Regions from separate parts of the Homo sapiens genome. Here region 1 is linked to region 2. Evidence: chromatin loops called from intact Hi-C (ENCODE). Cell type or tissue: CD14-positive monocyte. All regions are shown on one strand. Each heading gives the region's core, and the rest is flanking DNA. Links, peaks and the distances in the headings are about the cores only.

What was found. Hi-C counts contacts between places; a loop is a spot of excess contacts. Peaks named below come from ENCODE experiments on the same cell type or tissue, not always from the same donor. Only the 100,000 strongest peaks of a DNase experiment are listed, where the experiment ranks them.
Region 1: a loop joins it to region 2, with 2.7 times the contacts of the local background. A loop is called at or near these places in 47 of 110 quality-filtered maps.

The regions. Positions count from the first base shown.
Region 1 is chr20:38,409,667-38,419,986 of GRCh38, forward strand. LOC124904901 (a long non-coding RNA gene) reads right to left here and starts at 7,346. Exons shown (of 2, transcript XR_007067582.1): 1 at 5,440-7,346; 2 at 2,638-4,001. In CD14-positive monocyte, for the core only: no CTCF peak of the experiment used is centred there; no DNase peak of the experiment used is centred there.
Region 2 is chr20:38,224,704-38,235,023 of GRCh38, forward strand. It overlaps KIAA1755, which reads right to left. Exons shown (of 14, transcript NM_001029864.2): 5 at 6,499-6,622; 6 at 3,444-3,537; 7 at 2,451-2,537; 8 at 962-1,078. Among named protein-coding and RNA genes, the nearest start is that of KIAA1755, 31 kb to the right of the region's middle. In CD14-positive monocyte, for the core only: CTCF peaks have their summits at 5,281 (motif pointing right) and 5,486; DNase peaks (open chromatin) are centred at 5,258 and 7,038.

The sequences.
Region 1 (10,320 bases), core at 1,252-9,251, 180 kb after region 2:
TTGCATATTTGTATTAATTTGTACCAATTGTGCTATATTTGTACAATTATAGTATAATGGTATATAGGAGAATGTCCTTGCTTTTAAAGAATGCACACTGAAGTATTAAGGGGTAAAGGGCCAACAAGTCTGCATTTGACTCACAAACACTTCAGGGGGAAATACGTATATACATGTTTATATGTTTCTATGTGTGTACATATATGTCAATATATATTTTTGTTTTGTTTTGTTTTTTGTTTTTTTTTTTTTGAGACAGAGTCTCACTCTGTTGCCCAGGCTGGAGTGCAGTGGCATGATCTCGGCTCACTGCAACCTCCGCCTCCCAGGTTCAAGCAATTCTCCTGCCTCAGCCTCCCAAGTAGCTGGGACTACAGGCGCGTGCCACCATGCCTGGCTAACTTTTTTTTTTTTCTTTGTATTTTTAGTAGAGGCGGGGTTTCACCGTGTTAGGCAGGATGGTCTTGATCTCCTGACCTCGTGATCCACCCGCTTTGGCCTCCCAAAGTGTTGGAATTACATGCGTGAGCCACTGCGCCCGGCCCTGTTTTTTTCTTTATGTGTATATTTGTAATCTTGGTGAAAGGTATTCAGGAATTCTTTGTGCTACTTTTGCAACTTTTTTAAAGTCTAAAATTATTTTTTTAATGAGAAGTTATTTTTTTCACAAGCCTCCTGAAAAATAGCGTTATAATGCCACCATTCAATTACACGGTAAGACAGTAATACCCCACCTTTCTATGGAGCCCTTGGAGGTGCCAGGCATGTGCTAATTTGAGGTTTATCTCATTGAATCCTCACAGCAATCCTAAGAAGGAGATGCTATCATTACCCCCAGTTTTCAGATGAGGAAACCTTCAGCTCAGAGAGGTGAAGTGACTTGCCCAGGGTCACACAGCCAGTAAGTGATGAAACTGTGTGGCTGTGCTCTCTGAATCCAGAGTAATTTAAAAAGTCCAAGTAGCAGCACATAGGATCCACAACACTGGATGACAGGGGTCGCGCTGTTCAGAGGACTGGGGGCCACTCCCATGGCTGCAGATCGAACTCTACAATCACCTTCAAATGTGCCTGGGCCTTTGCTATGCCTCTGCCCACCCTCCTGCTGCTCCTGGCATGTGCTGCTCACTGTCTCCACCAGTCCCTCTCCTACTTCCTCTTCTGGAATAGACTATCTCTTCCTCCATGTCCGCTTCCCAAGCCCTCTACCTGGGAGAACACTCTCCGTGCTCTGTGGTTCCACAGCCCTATACCTATCCCTTTCTCAGGGACTATCCCACTCTTTTTTTTTTTTTTGACAGAGTCTTACTGTATTACCCAGGCTGGAGTGCAGTAGTGCAGTTTCAGCTCACCACAACCTCCGCCTCCCAGGTTCAAGTGATTCTCCTGCCTCAGCCTCCTGAGTAGCTGGAATTACAGGCACGTGCCACCACGCCTGGCTAATTTTTGTATTTTTAGTAGACGGGTTTCGATATGTTGGCCAGGCTGGACTCGAACTCCTGACTTCAGATGATCCGTCTGCCTCGGCCACCCAAAGTGCTGGGATTACAAGCATGAGCCACCGTGCCCAGCAGACTATCCCACTCTTCACCTCCTGCTGCAATTCCCCTGGCAAAGCAGAAGAGTGTAGCTGTAGCTAGCTCCAGCTGGGGACTCAGCCAGGCCTGGAACCAAAACCTGGCTCTACCCATCACTGGCTGTCTGATCTTGGGCAAGTCACTCGGCCTTTCTTAGCATTTGTGTTAGTCTGTTCTGCATTCCTATAAAGGAATACCTGTGACTGGGCAATCTGTAAAGAAAAGAGGTTTATTGCCGGGTGCAGTGGCTCACGCCTGTAATCCCAGCACTTTGGGAAGCTGAGGTGGGCGGATCATGAGGTCAGGAGACCGAGACCATCCTGGCTAACATGGCGAAATCCCATCTCTACTAAAAATACAAAAAATTAGCCGGGCGTGGTGGTGGACGCCTGTAGTCCCAGCTACTCGGCAGGCTGAGGCAGGAGAATGGTGTGAACCCGGGAGGCGGAGCTTGCAATGAGCCAAGATTGCACCACTGCACTCCAGCCTGGGCGACAGAGCAAGACTCCGTCTCAAAAAAAAAAATTAAATTAAATTTTAAAAAAGAGGTTTATTTGGCTCACAGTTCTTCAGACTGTACAAGCATGGCACCAGCATCTGCTCAGCTTCTGGTGAGGCCTCAGAAGCTTCCGATCATGGCAGAAGGCAAAGGAAGAGCAGGCGCATCATATAGCAAGAGAGGGAGCAAAGAGAGAGAGGAGGAGGTGCAGGCTCCTTTAAACAACGGGCTCTCTCGTGAACTAACAGCAAGAACTCACTCATTACCATGGGGAGGGCACCAAGTCACTTAAGAGGGATCTATCCCAATGACCCAGACACCTCCCAGCAGGCTCCATGTCCAACATTAGGGATCACATTTCACCATGAGATATGGAGGGGACAAATATTCAAACTGTATCAGCATCTTTTAAGTCAAACAGAGGTATTATAACCCAATTCATTATAAAGAGTTTTTGGGCATTTAATATAACATGTGACAAGCAACAAGTACTTAATAAGTGTTAGCTACTATTTTTATGTCCTATCTCTATAATGACTGTTTTACATTTTTTCACAAAAATTAATTATAAGCATGTGTTGAAGTTTTATTTTAAGCTTGTCACAAAGCCAAGTCAGTAGTTCCCTTTTGTTATGGATATTTCAAAGGAAAAGAGAATGGTTGGATAATCATTATTAAACTGAATACAAGACAAAGAATGTATGATAATCATCCAAATGGTTTGGGTAGCTAATTTCCCCAAAGAGGTTTTAATCTTGTTAAAGTTTATCAGAAAATTGCTTCAGCATTTATCAGGAATGCTCATGTCCTCCCAGAAGGAGGTTGTGAATTGTATCACGAAAGTGTTCTATTCCAGGCTGTGATTGGGATGTTCTTCTTAATCATACCCATAAGAATCGGCAGAGCACCGTGTCTCACTCCTGTAATACCAGCACTCTGCGAGGCCGAGGCAGGCAGATCACTTGAGGCCAGAAGTTCATGACCAGCCTGGCCAACATGGTAAAACCCTGTCTCTACTAAAAAAGAAATACAAAAATCAGCTGGGCGAGGTGGCATGTACCTGTAATCCCAGCTACTGGGGAGGCTGAGGCATGAGAATCACTTGAACCCGGGAGGCAGAAGTTGCAATGAGCTGAGATCACGCCAGTGCACTCCAGCCTGGGTGACAGAGTGAGACTCCGTCTGAAAACAAAACAAAAGAATCATGGCCGACATTTCCTGAGCCTTCACTATGCATCTAGTCTGGAGCTGTGTCACAGGCCTGGCCTTGAAACAGGTTCTGGATGCATTTCATCATTGTCACCCCCCACCCCCCAGCATGCTCAGTTCGGTGTAGGACTCTGCAGATGTCTACAACATGCTGATGAGATGGGTGAGTGGGAGCAGCGGCCATCATGTCCCAGGCCTTTGCACAATGTGCAACATACAACACCCTCTCCACACCACCAAGATGGAAATAAACAGGTTTCTGAGAGTAGAAAGAACCACCCGTTGCTCCCCCAGTTTCATTGGGTATGAGTTTGTGCTGTTTGGGAGAATGACGTGCTAGGTGTTTTGTCCAACACCATAAAGTAGGCTCCTTGTCAGGGAGATAACAAGGCGCTTTGTTCTGGCCACAGAGCCGGGTAGAGCATCCAAAGGCTCATTACCAAGCATGGATGCCTTTCCTCTGACAGACAATGAAGAATTGGATCCAAGTTGCTCATTAAGTTCCTTAGGGAGTTGTTGGACATCTTGCTACTGTATGAACAAACAGATGGACCTGGCTGCTGGCTGCAAGGATATTTTAGAAAAAGCAGGTCTGCCTACCCATTATGAAGAGTAAAATATTATACTGGGATGGGGTGCATCATCTCCAAGCTGGTTTGGGGGTGAGGTCAGTGGTTCTCAAAATGTGGTCCTCTGAACAGCAGCATCAGCATCACCTGGAAATTTGTTTGAAGTGAGAATGTGCCCGGGTGCGGTGGCTCACACCTGTAATCCCAGCATTTTGGGAGGCCGAGGCAGGCTGAGGTCAGGAGTTCAAGACCAGCCTGGCCAACATGGCAAAATCCTGTTATCTACTAAAAGTACAAAAATTAGCAGGGTGTGGTGGTGGGCACCTGTAGTCCCAGATACTCCAGAGGCTGAGGCAGGAGTATCGCTTGAACCCGGAAAGCGGAGGTTGCAGTGAGCCGAGATCGTGCCACTGGACTCCAGCCTGGGCGACAGAGCGAGACTCTGTCTCAAAAAAAAACAAAAAAAAAAAAAATGAAGAAGTCAGGATGCTTGGTCCCCATCCCAAATCTGCTGAATCAGAAACTCAGGGGAGGGGCCCAGCAATCTGTGCTTTAACAAGCATTGTAGGTGATTTGGATGCATACTTAAGTTTGAGTTGAACTGAATTTTTTTTTTTTTTTGAGACAGAATCTCACTCTGTCACCGAGGCTGGAGTGAAGTGGTATGTGATCATGGTTCACTGCAACTTCTGCCTCCTGGGTTCAAGTGATTCTCGGGCCTCAGCCTCCCGAGTAGCTGAGATTACAGGCACACACCATCACACCCAGCCAATTTTTTTGTACTTTTAGTAGAGACAGAGTTTCACCACGTTGGCCAGACTGATCTCGTCAGGCAATCCACCCACTGCAGCCTCCCAAAGTGCTAGGATTACAGGCATGAGCTGCTGCGCCCAGCCCTGAGTTGAATTAAATGGTAATATCTTTTCCTCTTTCCTTCTTATTTCACTTCCTAGCATCTTCTCTTTCTCACTATCCTCTCCCATCCCTTCTCCCTCACAAACCAGCAACACGTTCTCAGAAGCCACTGGGATTTGATCTAAGCGCTCAGGTGGGTTGCAAGACCTTTTGAGAGATCACCAGGATGGGAGATGATCAAGCTCCAGAACACTGTTACATTCTCCCAGTGGAACCTGAGAGCAGACCTGCCTGGATGAGCTAGGAGACATCTTGATGGCCATCTCCGGCCATGACAGCACGTATTTCTGAGGCAGAAACAAATCCGGCCAGAGTGTAGAGCCTGTGCTGCCCTGGAGCCAGCTTTAATTGATCATAAGAATGTTTGGGGCAAAATGGCATAGGAAAAGAACAGCAGTGGGAGAAAAGGTGAAAACCATAGGTAACCACAGAGAGGCCTGGAGCAATGGAGCTATTCAGAGAAAAATACAACAAACAGCCACCAGGATGGATTTGTTAGAACACATCAGCATTGGCCGGGCGCGGCGGCTCTCACTTGTAATCCCAGCACCTTGGGAGGCCAAGGTGGGCAGATCACCTGGGGTCAGGAGTTCAAGACCAGCCTGGCCAACATGGTGAAACCTCGTCTCTACTAAAAATACAAAAATTAGCCGGGTGTAGGGGCACATACCTGTAGTCCCAGTTACTCAGGAGGCTGAGGCAGGAGAATCGCTTGAACCCAGGCGGTGGAGGTTGCAGTGAGCAAAGATCACGCCAGAGTATTCCAGCCTGGGAGTCAGCAGCGAGACGCCGTCTCAAAGAAAAAGAACATATCAGCATTTACTGAAGACTCAAGTGGACTTCCTACAGATCTGGGGCTGATATTCAGAGGACGTTCAAGGAAAGGGTGACTCCTGAAGGCTGGAGAACAAGGGACACTCCTATTACACATGCAAAAAGAAGATACAGCCCAACGGCTCATTTCAATAAATATTTGCCAAGTGCCAGCAATTCTCCAGGGTGCATGCTGGATTTTTAAGCAGGATGCAGGTCTGGTACCTCACTCTGGTACTGTGGCCCCTGCTAGGAAACTCTTCAGCCACATCCTCAGCCACCTCTGGGTTGACGTAGACCATTCAGGATCCCAGGGCAGCTCCAGGATGCTAAATTCCAAAGGACTGAATTGCTATGGACTGAACTTTGTACCCCCAAAAGTCACATATTGAAGCCTGATGTGGTTTGGCTGTGTCCCCACCCAAATCTCACCCTGGATTATAATAATCCCCATGTGTCAAGAGCAGGGCCAGATGGAGATAACTGAATCAAGGGGGTGGTTTCCTCCATACTGTTCTCATTGTAGTCTCAGGAGATCTGATGGTTTTATAAACGGGAATTTTCCTGAACAAGCTGTCTTGCCTGCCACCGTTAGTAAGACGTGACTGCTCCTCATTCCCCGTTCACCATGACTGTGAGGCCTCCCCAGCCATATGGAACTGTGAGTCAATTAAACCTCTTTCTTTTATAAACTATCCAGTCTCAGGTATGTCTTTATTAGCAGCGTGAGAACAGACTAACACAAAGCCTAACCCTCAATGTAACTATATTTACAGATAGGGCCTTTAAGGAGGTAATTAAAGTTAAATGAGGTCATAAGGGTGGAGCCATAATCTGATAGAATTAGTGCCCTTATAAGAAGAGACACCAGGGAGGCCATTCCCTCGCTCTCCACCATATGAGGACACAGCAAGGCAGCCATCTGCAAGCCAGGAAGAGAGCTCTCATCAGAAATTGAATCAGCCAGCACCTTGATCTTGGACTTCCTGGCCCCCAGAACTTTGAGAAAATTAACTTCTGTTGTTTAAATCACTCAATCTATGGAATTTTGTTATGGCAGCCCAAGATGGCGAAGATACGTCCCTCTGCCCAACCACACCAAGCTGTCCAGTTGCCATGGCTATACTACAGTTTAGGGCAGGGGGCAATTCAAGAGGTGGCCTCTTGCACAGTGTTAAATGGGAAGCAAAGTCAATGTCTCCTCTCTTGTTCTCAGTGTTCTCTCTAATGTACTTGCACCCTCTCCAAGTCAAAGTCCAGAGAAGGGAAATTGGGACACCCATGTGAGCCTCTTGTCATCTGCTTCTCTGTTCCCCTTCTTCTTCCTTAATCCCTCAAGGTCAAAAAAACAAAAACAAAAACAAAACAACAACAATAACAAAAAAAAGAGCATCAGGTAAAAACCTTTTGTGACCCCTAATTATATCTTTCTTTCTGACTCCAGCTAAGCCTTAATGGTAGACAAAAGTGTCTACTCCACATCCCTGTAAAATTTTTGGGAATAGATTCTCCAAGTTTGCTTACTGGTATAAAGGAGTAATTAAAAAAAAATATTGAAGAATCCTGCCTTGCAAGCAAGGCTACTGTCCTGCTGCATAATCCTATTTTTGAATGACAAAGACTGACTAACACTGTGGCCTTCCTTGGCATTCAAATCTCCCCCTAGCCAAAAGGATGCCAGGGATATATTAGAGAAACTATGATGTTCTGGGAAAGAAAAAAGAGAAAAGCATGTTAAAATAAAAAAAAAAAAAATCACCCCAATTTGCATATATACATATAAATCTTTTTTTTTTTTTTTTTTGAGAGTTTCACTCTCAAAACTCCTGGGCAATAGGAGTTTCACTCCTGTTGCCCAGGCTGGAGTGCAATGGCGCGATCTCAGTTCACTGGAACCTCCGCCTCCCGGGTTCAAGCGATTCTCCTGCCTCAGCCTCCTGAACAGCTGGGATTACACGCGCCCACCACCAAGCCTGGCTAATTTTTGTATTTCTAGTAGAGATGGGGTTTCACCATGTTGTCCAGGCTGATTTCGAATAAATCTTCTTTTAACCAAAAAAATGGTATATCACATTTTACATACTTCCCTGCTCTAAGCTTCATTTGCCTAAAATTGTATCTTCATCTTTCTATCTTGGAACATAGACATCTATCTTGCTGTCTACCTCTATCTCCCTACTCCAAGTCACCAATATCTGTCACCTAGACAACTGCCATAATCTTCCAACTGGTCACCTTGCTTCCACTCTTGCCCTGGTATAATCCGTTCTCCAAACAGAGAGAAAAACATTTTTTAAGTAAAATCTGCTAATGTCAAGATTTCTGCTTCTAAATAGAAGGGAGTAGTTGACAGGCCAATGTTTCTGCTAAGAACTGGAAAGGGTGGATAAAATAGAAAACCATCGTTTTAAAGGCATTGGAGAGCTTTGGAGGCAAAGGACTGGAAGCATTAAAATTCCACAAAGGGGACCAGGGGTGGTAGCTGACACCCGTAATCCCAGTACTTTGGAGGCTGAGGTGAAAAGATAGCTTGAGCCTAGGAGGAGTTTGAGACCAGACAGGGTCTCAACATAGCAAGAACCTATCCCTTAAAAAAAAAAAAAAAAAAAAAAATTAGTGGCTGGGCGCAGTGGCTCACACCTGTAATCCCAGCACTTTTGGAGACCAAAGTGGGTGGATCACAAGGTCAGGAGTTCAAGACCAGCCTGGCCAAGATGGTGAAACCCCATCTCTACTAAAAATACAATAGCTGGGCGTGGTGGCGGGTGCCTGTAATCCCAGCTACTCGGGAGGCTGAGGCAGAGAATTGCTTGAACCCAGGAGGTGGAGGTTGCAGTGAGCCGAGATCGCACCACTGCACTCCAGCCTGGGTGACAGAGCAAGACTCTGTCTCAAAAAAAAAAAAAAAAAAAAAAAATTAGCTGGGCATGTTGGTGCACAGCTCAGCCTCCCAAGCAGCTAGGATTAAAGATAACCATTAGCATTCTTTCATAATATTTTTAAATTAAGGTATTTATATTGCTTTGGACATAATGCTATTGCACAGTTAATAAACTACACTATAGTGTAAACTTGATTTTTTTACACAAGGGTCTTCACTAGGTTGTCCAGGCTGGCTTTGAACTCCTGGGCTCAAGAAATCCTCTGCCTTAGCCTCTGGAGTAGCTGGGACTACAGGTGCACGTGCCACCACACCTGGCTAAAATAACTTTAATGCACTAGGAGACAAGAAAATGTGTGCAACTCACTTTATTGCAGTGGTCTGGAACCAAGCCTCTGAAACACAGCTACATATATTTATCTGGGCTGGGATCTCCTTGAGGACACAAACTGCCTTACTCACCCTTGTATCCTTTTCTCCAGCTTAGCGTCTGGCTCCCAAGTAAATGCACAATGCTTTTTGAGTGAATGAGCCTCACTCTCCCAGCTCTCCATTCTCCTGGCTGTCAGTTCTGCTGTGGAGTCTCCAACCAGCTGCTTCCTCAGGCCCTCATACTGGGCACATATCCCAGCAAGGGCCACGCCTCCTTGACCTAATCCTGGCTCTTGGGCCACCTTGGTTAATGGACTGCTCTTCTCAGAGTTCCTCAGGCCCTTAAGACCTGGGATGGCTCCTGCCTCACATGCAACAGTGGCGAGAGGCACCCATGATGATCTGATGCCGGATGAAATATGCAGACTTAGGTACTGTATTACTGCTTAGACTTAGGTAATGTATTCTACTGCTGTCCCCTCCACTGTGGCAGACATCTGTCATCAGTTACAGCTTCCTCAAGTGGACCCAGATTCCTTCCCCTGGCATCTGTTCAAGCAGCCACAGCCAGTTGGCAAAAGGTGGCAAAAAAGTCAGGATGGTCCTCAAAGGCCAAGGCAGAAAAAGGACCTGTGACTTCTGGATGCTTCTGCAGGGAACTGACTGCTGGTATGGTGCCTTTAAACATAAATGCCTGCCCCTTAGGCCAGGCATGGTGGCTCACACCTGTAATCTCAACACTTTGGAAGGCCGAGGCGGGTATTTACTTGAGGTCAGAAGTTCGAGACCAGCTGGCCAACATGGCGAAACCCCATCTCTACTAAAAATACAAAAATTAGCTGGGCGTTGCGGCACATGCGCATAGTCCCAGCTACTTAGGAGGCTGAGGCACAAGAATCACTTGAACCTGGGAGGCAGAGGTTGCAGTGAGCCAAGATCACACCACTACACTGCAGCCTGGGCAACAGTGAGGCTGACTCAAAAAATAAAAAAACAAAAAACATGAGAAAAAAAAAAAACAAAGAATGCCTGGCAGACCATTAATGTGCCAAATTCATCAAGACAGGCTTACCAGCGTGATTTTTGCCCCAACTCCAGCCAAGGTGGTTTTAACTTCAAGTGGGGAGATTAACTGCACCTTTTCACCATGGCCCCTGGGACATGTGTAGATTCCTCCCTCTGTGAATCAGAGATGACAGTTCATGCGTGCACATCCTTAGATCATGTCATTGCTGCAATTTTTCTTTCTCTTAAAAACAGGTCTCACTCTGGCACCCAGGCTGGGCTGCAGTGGTGCCATCATTAACTCATTGAATCCTCGAATTCCTGGGCTTAAGCAATCCTCCTGCCTCAGCCTCCTGAGTAGCTGGGACTACAGGAGTGCGCTACCGTGCCTGGCTAATTTTTTGTGGAGACGGGGTCTGCTGCCTAGGCTGGTTTTGATCTCCTGGCCTCAAGAAATCATCCCACCTTGGCCTCCCAAAG
Region 2 (10,320 bases), core at 1,662-9,661:
GTTGAGCAACCCTGGTCTAGAGAGGACCCGGGGCGGGCATTGATGGGCATCGGTTTCGGTGTGGTTTAAGCCCACCGAAAGGCACCCTCGCCCTATGTGTCCTCGTGTACTAAATTGGGTATGAAATGCCCCCTCTTGGGGTTGTGGGGAGGAGGGACTGTGATTACACAGGAAAGGAGCCCAACACTGGCGGCTGCCTTATTTCCTCCCTCTTATAGGAGGGAACCAGACCCTGAGCTTCCTGAGTTGTGTGGGTCCATAGAGCAAGTGCCTGTAAATTTATTTTATTTTATTTTAAGATTCTTTTTGAGACAGAGTCTCACTGTGCCACCTAGGCTGGAGTGCAGTGGTGTGATCTTGGCTCACTGCAATCTCTGCCTCCTGGGTTCAAGCAATTCTCATGCCTCAGCCTCCCGAGTAGCTGGGACTACAGGTGCATACCACCATGCCTGGCTAACTTTTTCTTTCTTGTATTTTTAGTAGATATGAGGTTTTACCATGTTGGCCAGGCTGGTCTCAAACTCCTCACCTCATGTGATCCACCCATCTCGGCCTCCCAAAGTGCTGGGATTACAGGTGTGAATCACAGCGCCCGGCCCTGTAAATTTATTTTCAGTTAACATAGACCTAGCTCTTTACCCGTATTAACTAAATTAATCCTCACAAAAACCCCATGAGGAGGTACTATTATTATCCCCTGTTTAGCTGATGAGGAAACCAAGGCTCAGAGAAGGTAAGTAACTTATCCAAAATCACACAGCAGAGCTGGGATTGCAATGTAGGCAGCCTGGCCCCAGAGCCTGAGCTCTTAATCATTTGACTCTGTACCTTCACTGTAAACATTTGTTGAGTGACCGTTTATTTTTTAGCATAGCAGGGTTGATGGATCCATGGGACAGAAGAGTGAAGAGAAGAAGAGAAGGAGTGGGGGTCAGGGGCTAAAGGCTGTGACGGTAAACACCTGGAAGAAATGAACCCACTCGGTGTGGCAGTAGGGGAAGGGGCCTTCCAGGACTGCGGGCAGCTGGCTGGGGTCCACATGGTGGCTGAGGGCCTTCAATGAGGTCAGCACCTCCACCTGCAGACCAAAGAATCAGGAGAACCAGGGACTCAAAGTGAGGACAGTCATTTTAGAAGGTCCTGCCCAGATCCCTGCCCCAGCACCAGTTCATTTCCCACAAGTAAGGTTGACTCCAGCTTTAAAAGTTGCTTTGCCAGCAACCAATCTTCTCTGGAAACTCTGACAAATCAAAATTCAGAACCAGACCCTGGTTAGGGAATGGCAAATAAACAGCACTCATACTGCCACTCTCCTAGCTTGTGCCCAAGGCAGACATCATTAATCAATCATAGCACTCGTTCCCTCTGAGCTTGGCTCTTTCCCAGTACAGCTCTCCGGGCAATCATACAAACTGATGGAAGCTGGCCCTTGTGATGAAACTTCTTTGTAATCTTTGCACAGTTCCCTGAGGAGCCAAGAGCTGTTTCCTTCTTGGGGCTGGTGAGAAAAGTCACTAAATCCCAACAGTGTCCTCTAAGACATGGAAGAACTAGGTGACTGCTTCTGCCAGGCAGAGAAATTTGAGGTTTATGCTGGGAATAGCTCCAGATACCTAGGCTTGGGATTTGGTGGATTCTGTGGTTTTTTTGGACCCACCTGATATTCCTGCTACTCAAAGTGTGGTCCATGGGCCAGCATCGCCGGCATCACCTAGGACATGTTGGAAATTCAGAGTCCCAGGACCCACCCAGAACTACTCAATCAGAACCTGCACATTAATGTATTTCCCCAAGAGATCAGTAAGCACATTAAAGTTGGAACAGCACACCTCCAGCCCACAATCTGCCTCTTCACTAACCAGGAGGAAGGAGAGTTTTAAAATCACATCCCGAAGCAGGACAGAGGACTGACTGCCCTTACTCATTACTGTGGTGTATGGCACTAATTAAAGGGAGCTGCAGGGCTCTTTCCTGCAGAGTCCCGCTTCAGCTCCACATCTGTATTAATTAGGGCGAGAAATACAGGAAGAGCAGGTGTGACCGCAGTGTGAAAAAGGCACTGGAGTCAGGTGACTCCAGCTCTGCGTCTAGCTTGCTGTGTGGCCTTAGGCTTCAGTTTCCCCCTCTGAAAACAAAGGGAGGAGGGATGGACCAGATGAAGCTTTTCAAATAGGTTCTATGCCATGTGCAATTCTCGATCATGTGGCAGCACCCACCAGGAGCTGCTAGGATTGCCAGAGAGATATCACTCTGTGACTGATTTGACAATGCCTGCCACGGATCTATACTGGGGATTGGTAGCGCTTAGGCCTCGTATTTATTGCCTTACACTAGATTACCTCCAGGCCTCTTCTAGCTCATGAATTCTGCAGTTCTCCCTCTCCTTAACCCCAGCTCAGCTCGAGCCCAACAACTCCCTTCCTCAACCGCCGACCCTGAGTCCCCCTCACCTGGACGTCAGGTAATGTCTGCAGCTGGAGAGCCGCCTCCTTCTCCCCCAGGAAGAGAATAGCCCGGATAGAGGCTGGGACCTGAGCCTGTCAAAGACAACCACTGCAGAGTTGCTCTGCCCAAGGCTTCATGAAGCCTCACACACTTTGATTTCCTCCTTCATCCCCTGTAAGATGCAGGCAAATGGGTCACAAGGACAGAGTGGGGTCCCTCCATGACTGGAATCTTTGTGTGATACGTTTGGACCGTGAATCATTGGTTAGAAGTCATGAGAGCAGCAGGTTCAAGTTGTGTTGCAAATCTTTCCAGATGACCTGCCCCTCTGGGCCCCAGTTTGCCCATCTACAAAGCAAAGGAGGTCAGACCATAAGGTAAGCAGATGCAGAACCTCCATTGACTCTGCTGCCCATAATTGCTGGATAGGAATCTTCTCTCCTCCCTTCTCAGCTCATGAGCTTTATGTGATCTAAGTCTGAGCCAATCAGTGTGTTGCATTCACCCCCAGGCCACAGGGTTGGGTGTGGAGGGACTCCTGAATCCACTGTAACTGAGACACAAAGAAATTTTTGCTGAGACCTCTGGGAAAATAATCTCTTACTCTTTCCTAATGGATTTAAATTAGAGACCATGTGAAGTCAGAGCTGCTGGGAGCCATCCGGCCACCAAGGGGCGCGGGGTGCCAAGCGGGGTGGCTTGGCATCCTCCAAAGAGAACGGGGCCAGAAATGGAGAGAGAGGAACCAGGTTCTAATGATAATATCTGAGCCCTTGGATCAGGCCATACTTGAAGCTGGACTTGGCTCCTGGACTGTCCATTGACATGAACCAATGAGCTTCAAGCTTGTTAGGGCTGAGTTTTCTGTTGGCTGCAGTAAAAGTCCCTGCCTGAGAGTCCTGGTCCCAGCCTTAAGCACCCCCGGACTCTATGAATGTCAGGAGGCCCCTGGTGGCTCCCAGGACTTACTAGGCTAAGGCTCTCCACCTCCCACTCACCTGGGTGGCCTGCAGGGCGCTGACCAGACCGGGCTGTGGGGGCTGTCTCCTGGCGTCAATCAGGACCGCCAGCCCCTTGGCTTTATCTTCAGGCCTGTGGGTGGTAAACAGAATTGACAGTCTTGCTGGATGGCCTCGGACAGGGGGCAGGACCTAGTGGAAGGTGAGGGAACCTGGCTGCTAGAAACCTTGATTTACTGGTGAACTCTTCATCCTGTTAAGACCAAGTTCCAATGCCCCTTCTAGGAAGCCCTCCGTGGTTCTTCTCCAGGCAGAGCCTTTTGCTTCCTCTTTGGTGCTCCTGCAAGACCTCATACAGCCCTCGTTTATAGCCCTACTATTCCTAACTCTAGCAACTAACCCAGGTACAGTAGGCAAGTCACTTGGGACTCATCCACTTTTTTGTGTAGGCAGAATCCTTATTTTGCTCAAGAATCCAACTCCCTCCAAAAAGCCAAGTTCCCCCAGAGCCTGGCTTCTGATTGGTTGAGGCCAACAGTAGTGACGTAATTCCTCTGGCCAGTGATTGGTTTAGATGGGGAGGGTCATGTGACATTTCTGGCCAATGATATGTGAGGGAAAGTTTTCCAGGGAAAGAGGCTTCTGGGAAAGACATTCCCTCCTTTAAAAAGTTCTTAACAAAGAGATATGAGGCAGAGACATACAATGATACATTTCCTTAACAGATAAAACATTTTAAATGGGAATTTCTGTTGATTGCAGCCAAAACACCCTCCCTGGTTCAGCCACATTGCACTGAGCTTACAGTGGGCCACTTTTCAGTGACTATCTTAGGATTTTCCAAACTGGCACAATTTTCAAGACTTGTTAAAATACAGATTCCTCACCCTACTCCTCTCCCATCCCCACCCCTCTAGCCATCTGGCCAGTGGGTACAGGGTGGCCAGGGAATCTGTGTGGTTCCAAGCACCCTCGGCCAGTCTAATGATCAGGCAGGATTGAAAAATAGCCCCCAACTGCCCTCAAGCCTTACAACCACTCAGTGCACAGACAAAACCTGAGGTGGCCCAGTGGGAGGGTAGAGCTGTGGCACTGCCATTAGTACCTTGTGGTCTGGGCAAGTTATTTCATCTCCCTGAGTCAATTTAATAATGATAGTACCGGCCTTATGGGCTGTAGTGAGGACTGATGAATTCATTCTTGTAAAGCACTCAGTGACTGCACAGAGTAAATGGGATGTAAATATTTGCTATGATTATCCTAGAAGGGGAAACTGAGGCACAGAAAGGCCCAGTGGCAGATAGTGACAGGAGGCTCTGGGAGGTGATTTCAAGTCTCTGACTTTATGTCCTTGCCTCCCTCTGGCGATGCCCATGCTGGACAGTGATTTGTTTCCAGACCTGTCTCTGCTACCAACCTGGAGGCCCTTAAAAGTCAGGGCCCGGTGTGAGGTGCCTCTGTCCCTAGCACCATGTAGCATGAAGCCAAGCCCAGAGCAGGGGCCCAGCCAATGTTCATTCAGAGCACAAGTGGAGAAAACCAGCCCAGCACACAAGCACCTGGTGTGCACTGCACTCCACAGTTTACATCCTCTACACCCCCTCATCCCTGCCACTTGTGCCCAGCTTGGTCCTTAGAGCCCTCTTGGTCATGCCCTTTATTCAGGCGAGCCTTGGGGAGGGGAGATTATTTCCCTATGGTTGCATAGCCAGTCGGTGGGATCCCAGAGCTCTGTCTACCACACTAGTCACTTTCCACCACAGAAAAAGGGGGTCCCATCTCCCACTCAGTCCAGAAAAGCCACTCCACCTTGGACAAGAAGAAAAAAAATGTTAGTGACCAGCAGGTGGCAGTGATGGCTCCAGTGGGGTGGGATGCATGAAGATAGTTCCAGAGGGTTCCATCACCTTCCACCCCTTACCCCCAACAGCAGACCTCTAGGTTGAGTTGGGGCTTATTAGCCAGTCCTGAGCAGCATCCCCTCTAAGACTGCCCTGGCTAGGGGCTGGGTCCCGAGGAAAAGAGGGCGCCTCTTCCCCAGCCAGTCCATTAAGTCTGAATGGTGGCAGGGGTAGGAGTGTTAGGAGGAGCATTAGAAATCAGCCTGAGTCCACTCATCATTCATTCACTCACTCACTCACTGACTCACCCACTCATTCTTTCACTCTCTCATTCATTCATTTACTCATTCACCCCTTTCCTTTGTTTATTCAAATATTTATAATTCAGATGACAGCTCAATTATCACCTCCTCAGGGAAGCCTTCCCTGATTTCCCAATTGAAATTAACATCCCCTATTCTTCTTACTCTACAACAGTGGTTCTTAAAGTGTAGTCCCAGGCCCAGCACCTGTTATCACCGGGAAATTTGTTACAAATGCAGATTTTCAGGTCCCACCCACCTTCATCAACTGAATCAGAAAATCTGGGGGATGGGCCCCTGCAATCTGTTTTAACAGCCCACCAGGTGATTCGAATGCACCTTCAAATTTGAAAACCGGCCAGGCACGGTGGCTCACGCCTGTAATCTCAGCACTTTGGGAGGCCGAGGTGGGTGGATCACCTGAGGTTGGGAGCTCAAGACCAGCCTGACCAACATGGAAAAATGCGGTCTCTACTAAAAATACAAAATTAGCCAGGTGTGGTGGTGCATGCCTGTAATCCCAGCTACTCGGGAGGCTGAGGCAGGAGAATCGCTTGAACCCGGGAGGCGGAGATTGCAGTGAGCTGAGATTGCATTGTTGCACTCCAGTCTGGGCAACAAGAGTGAAACTCCATTTCAAAAAAAAAAAAAAAATGAAAACCACTGATCTACAAACATCACTGTTTTCTTCATCACACTGACACTCCTGAAAGTTTCTTGGCCATGGTTTGTTTCTTGCACTCTGTCCATCTCTCCCACCAGCCTGACAACCCCCCGATGGCAGGGACTGAGGCTGTTTTGCTTTCCCCCGGCATCTGTCTGGGGACTGGCTCTGTGAACAGACGACTGGATGGAAGGATATGGTGCCTCTCCACTCAGTGTCTGGTCCAGGGCTCTGGGCCCAGAGGGTTGAGGTGGGGATGGAGCAGTCAGGGTGGCCCAGATCCTTACCTGGGGATGGTACACAGGTAGGACAGTAGCTTGGTGACCTCTGAAACTGTGCACCATGGTGCCTCCCAGGCCCCCTCTGTAGTTGACACCAGAAGCAGGGGCCGCCCGGCCCTGTCCCGGCCACCTGGAGGACAGAGGGCACACGTGAGCAGTGAGAACTTGTGGGGGGCCCTCTAGGGACCTCTCCTGTGGCCTGCAGACCTTTGGCCGTAACGGTTCCTTTGCCTGGAACACCCTTTCTCTCCTTCTCCTTCTGTGAACTCTGACTTCTACTTATCCTTCAAGACCCAGCTCAAACACCACTTCGTGAGAAAAGTCTTCCCTGAATCTCCTCTGTGCAGAGCACTCCCTCTGTATAAGATACGTGGGCAGGCAAAGCTCATGGCATGAGCTCTGGGGTCACACAGAAAGGGGTCAAGTCTCTGCTCTGCAGTGACTCACTGTGTGTCTGTGGGCAAGTCAGTGCACCTCTGAGCTTCAGTTTCCTCATCTGTTAAACAGGGAGAATAATATGCTGAGCTTATTAGGTTATTTCAAGGATGAAATCAGACAGCTCCTGAGAAGCACTTAATACACAGCAAGAGCTCAGTGAATGATTGAGTTGCTCAATCGTTGGTCGTTACAATGATCACTGTCTCTGTTCTCGTCTCCAGTCCAAGGGGTGGTGAGCGTGCAGCCCTGTGGCCACCAGCACTATTTCTTCTTGCAGACTTTCAACCCTGGGTTTCCGACAGGCTATTTCCTGTTCCAGGAATCTGGGCGGTGTGCCTCACTCTCCCCACAGGAGTCATGAGGCTGAGGCTCCGGGAGCCAGTACAGCCCATCCTCATGGGGAGGAAAGGGGAGGGCAAATACAGCAGCAGGGAAAGAGGCTCGGGCCTTGGGAAACCACACCTGTCTCGCAGCCTGGACTCAGAGCCCTGCACTTCAGTCACCTCACTCCAGGATGCCCTGCAATGACCACCAGCCACTCCACGTGGGCACCACCCTCTGCAGCGTGCAAAACCCTTCACAGCTCACGAAGCCTTGGACAAACCTAACCACCTTCACAAGTGCCGCCTCACAGGGGTCCAACCACCTGGAACATTCTTTCACATATGTCTTAAAATCTGATATAATTTTTAAAATAAAAAAAAAATTTGTGGCTGGGCACGGTGGCTCACGCCTGTAATCCCAGCACTTTGGGAGGCTGAGGCGGGTGGATCACGAGGTCAGGAGATCGACACCATCCTGGCTAACATGGTGAAACCCCGTCTCTACTAAAAAATACAAAAAAATTAGCCAGGCATGGTGGCGGGCGCCTGTAGTCCCAGCTACTTGGGAGGCTGAGGCATGAGAATGGCGTGAACCTGGGAGGTGGAGCTTGCAGTGAGCCGAGATCTCGCCACTGCACTCCAGCCTGGGCGACAGAGTGAGACTCTGTCTCAGAAAAAAAAAAAAAAAAATTTGTGTGTATATAAATGTGTATACATATATATCAATGTTATCCTCTTGATATTATGGATTTGATCTTTTTCCTACTATTCACTTACAAATTTCGAAAGTAAAGACATTTTGTTGGGGATAAGAGGGGAGACTTGAACAGAAACTGGAAATTGATTAGTATGAGGACATTCTTTTTCATTTTGTTAGGGGGCCGGGTGCAGTGGCTCATGCCTGTAATCCCAGCATTTTGGGAGACCAAGGTAAGAGAATGGCTTGAGCTCGGGAGTTCGAGACCAGCCTGGGCAACATAGCAAGACCTTGTCTTTACTAAAAATTAAAAAAATAATTAGCCAGGAGTGGTGGTGTGTGCCTGCAGTCCCAGCTGCTCAGGAGGCTGAGGTGGGAGAATCGCTTGAGCCGGGGAGGTTGAGGCTGCAAGAACCATAATTGTTTCACTGCACTCCAGCCTGGGTGACAGAGTGAGACCTTGTCTCAAAAGAAATTTTTTTTTATCTGTTAAGTGTACTAAATGGTATTGTGATTATTAGGGAACACACTGAAGTATTTAGGTGATAGAATATGAAGATTTGTAATATTTTTATAAATACTTCAGAAACAAATAGATGAAGCATGACAAAATGTTAAGATTTATTAAATCTGGGTGATAGGTATGTGGGTATTCATGATACTATTCTGTCTACTTTTCTATAGGTTTGAAATTTTTCATAATATAAAAGTCCAAAAGAAGGTGAAGTCATTAAACCATGAAATAAATGCACAACTTGTGAAGGTGGAGGTGCGGGTACAGGTCCCTCCAAAATCCTATCGCAGCTGTTTGTTGGGTCCCTTGGGTCAGGAAATGCTACATCACATACCTGGGTCCATTTTGCTGATGAGGAAACTGGGGTGGGGAAGCAGCTTCCCAGTCCCCCATGGGCTCAGGTACCCAAACTCTCTGCAAGGGTAGAGACCATGCCTGATTCACCCCTTGAATTAGGGGTGCCTTTGTCTGCTACACACCTGAGGCCTGGAGCTCAATTGCAGCTCTGATGGTGCTGCACTCCCCTGCTCTATAACCTTCTATGGCTCCTTGTGGCCTTGAAGAGAAACTGCAAGCTTCTGGACCTGGCATTGAAGTGTCTCAGGCTCTGCACACTCTTCCATCCTCATTTCATACACTAGGTGTTAGGGGCGAAGCTGTGTCCCCTGCCCCTCCAAATTTATATGTGGAAGTCTTAACTCCCAGTACATCAGCATGTGACTGTATTTGGAGATAGGGTGTTTAAAGAGGTAATTCAGTTAAAATGAGGTTACTGTGGGCCCTAATAGAATATGGCCAGTGTCCTTACAAGAAGAAATTTGGACACAGAGGGAAGACCCCATGAAGATACAGGGAGAAGATGGGCATTTGCAAGCCAAGGAGAGAGGCCACAGAAGGAAACAACCCTGCCAACACCTTGATCTTGGACTTCCAGCCTCCAGACCTATGAGAAAATGAATCTCTGTTGCTTAAGCCACCCACGTTATGGCAGTCCTGGGACACTAATATACTAAGTCTCCCCTTGCCACCAATGACAGATGATACCACCCAGCTTTGTTCACCCTATTCCTTCTGCCAGGTATGCCCTTCTGTCCTATCTCTATCTGGTGAAATCCCCCTCATCGCTCAAAGACTAGCCAAGATGCCACCTCTTCCTGGAAGACCTCCTTACTGCCTTCCCTCTTTAGAAGCTCTTCCCCAGTCCCAGGTTCCCAAAGCAAATGTAGGCCTCTGTGAGATCCTGCAAGACTGAGAGCCCTTACGGGTGTGCACTGGGTCAAACTCATTGTTGCATCCCTGTGCTCAGCACAAGGCTGGATAATCAATGTCTGTGATTGATTCATGAAGGAATGGAGGGTTAGAGCAACACCTCTCAAACTTTGATGGGCCTGGGGATCTTGTTAGAATGCAGATGCCAGTTCAGCAGGCCTGAGATTCTGCCTCTCCCCCTAGCTCCAAGGTCACGCTGATGTAGGTAGTCCCCAGACCACACTTTGAGCAGCAAAGGGTTCACACACTCAGGACATTCCACACTGGGACACAGTAGTCATACGATTAGTTCACATGTCTGGTTCCCCACACTGCCTGGAACAGGGCCCTGCACACACCCAGTGCCAGCTGAGTTGATTACAGCAAGGGGCAGTTGTCCACCTGATTTGTCTTCAGCTGGGCCAAGGAGACCCTTTTGCCCCAAATGTTATCCTCACCTACCAGCTGGCGCCAGAAATACCATCATTAGCATCTCAGAACCGTGGCTTGAAGCTGTGCTGTTCACAGATATTGTGAGCCTCAGGTGAAAATGAGGATGGCAAAATGAGGGTGGTGGGTAAGTCGGGGTTGCCCAAAGTTGCTGAAAA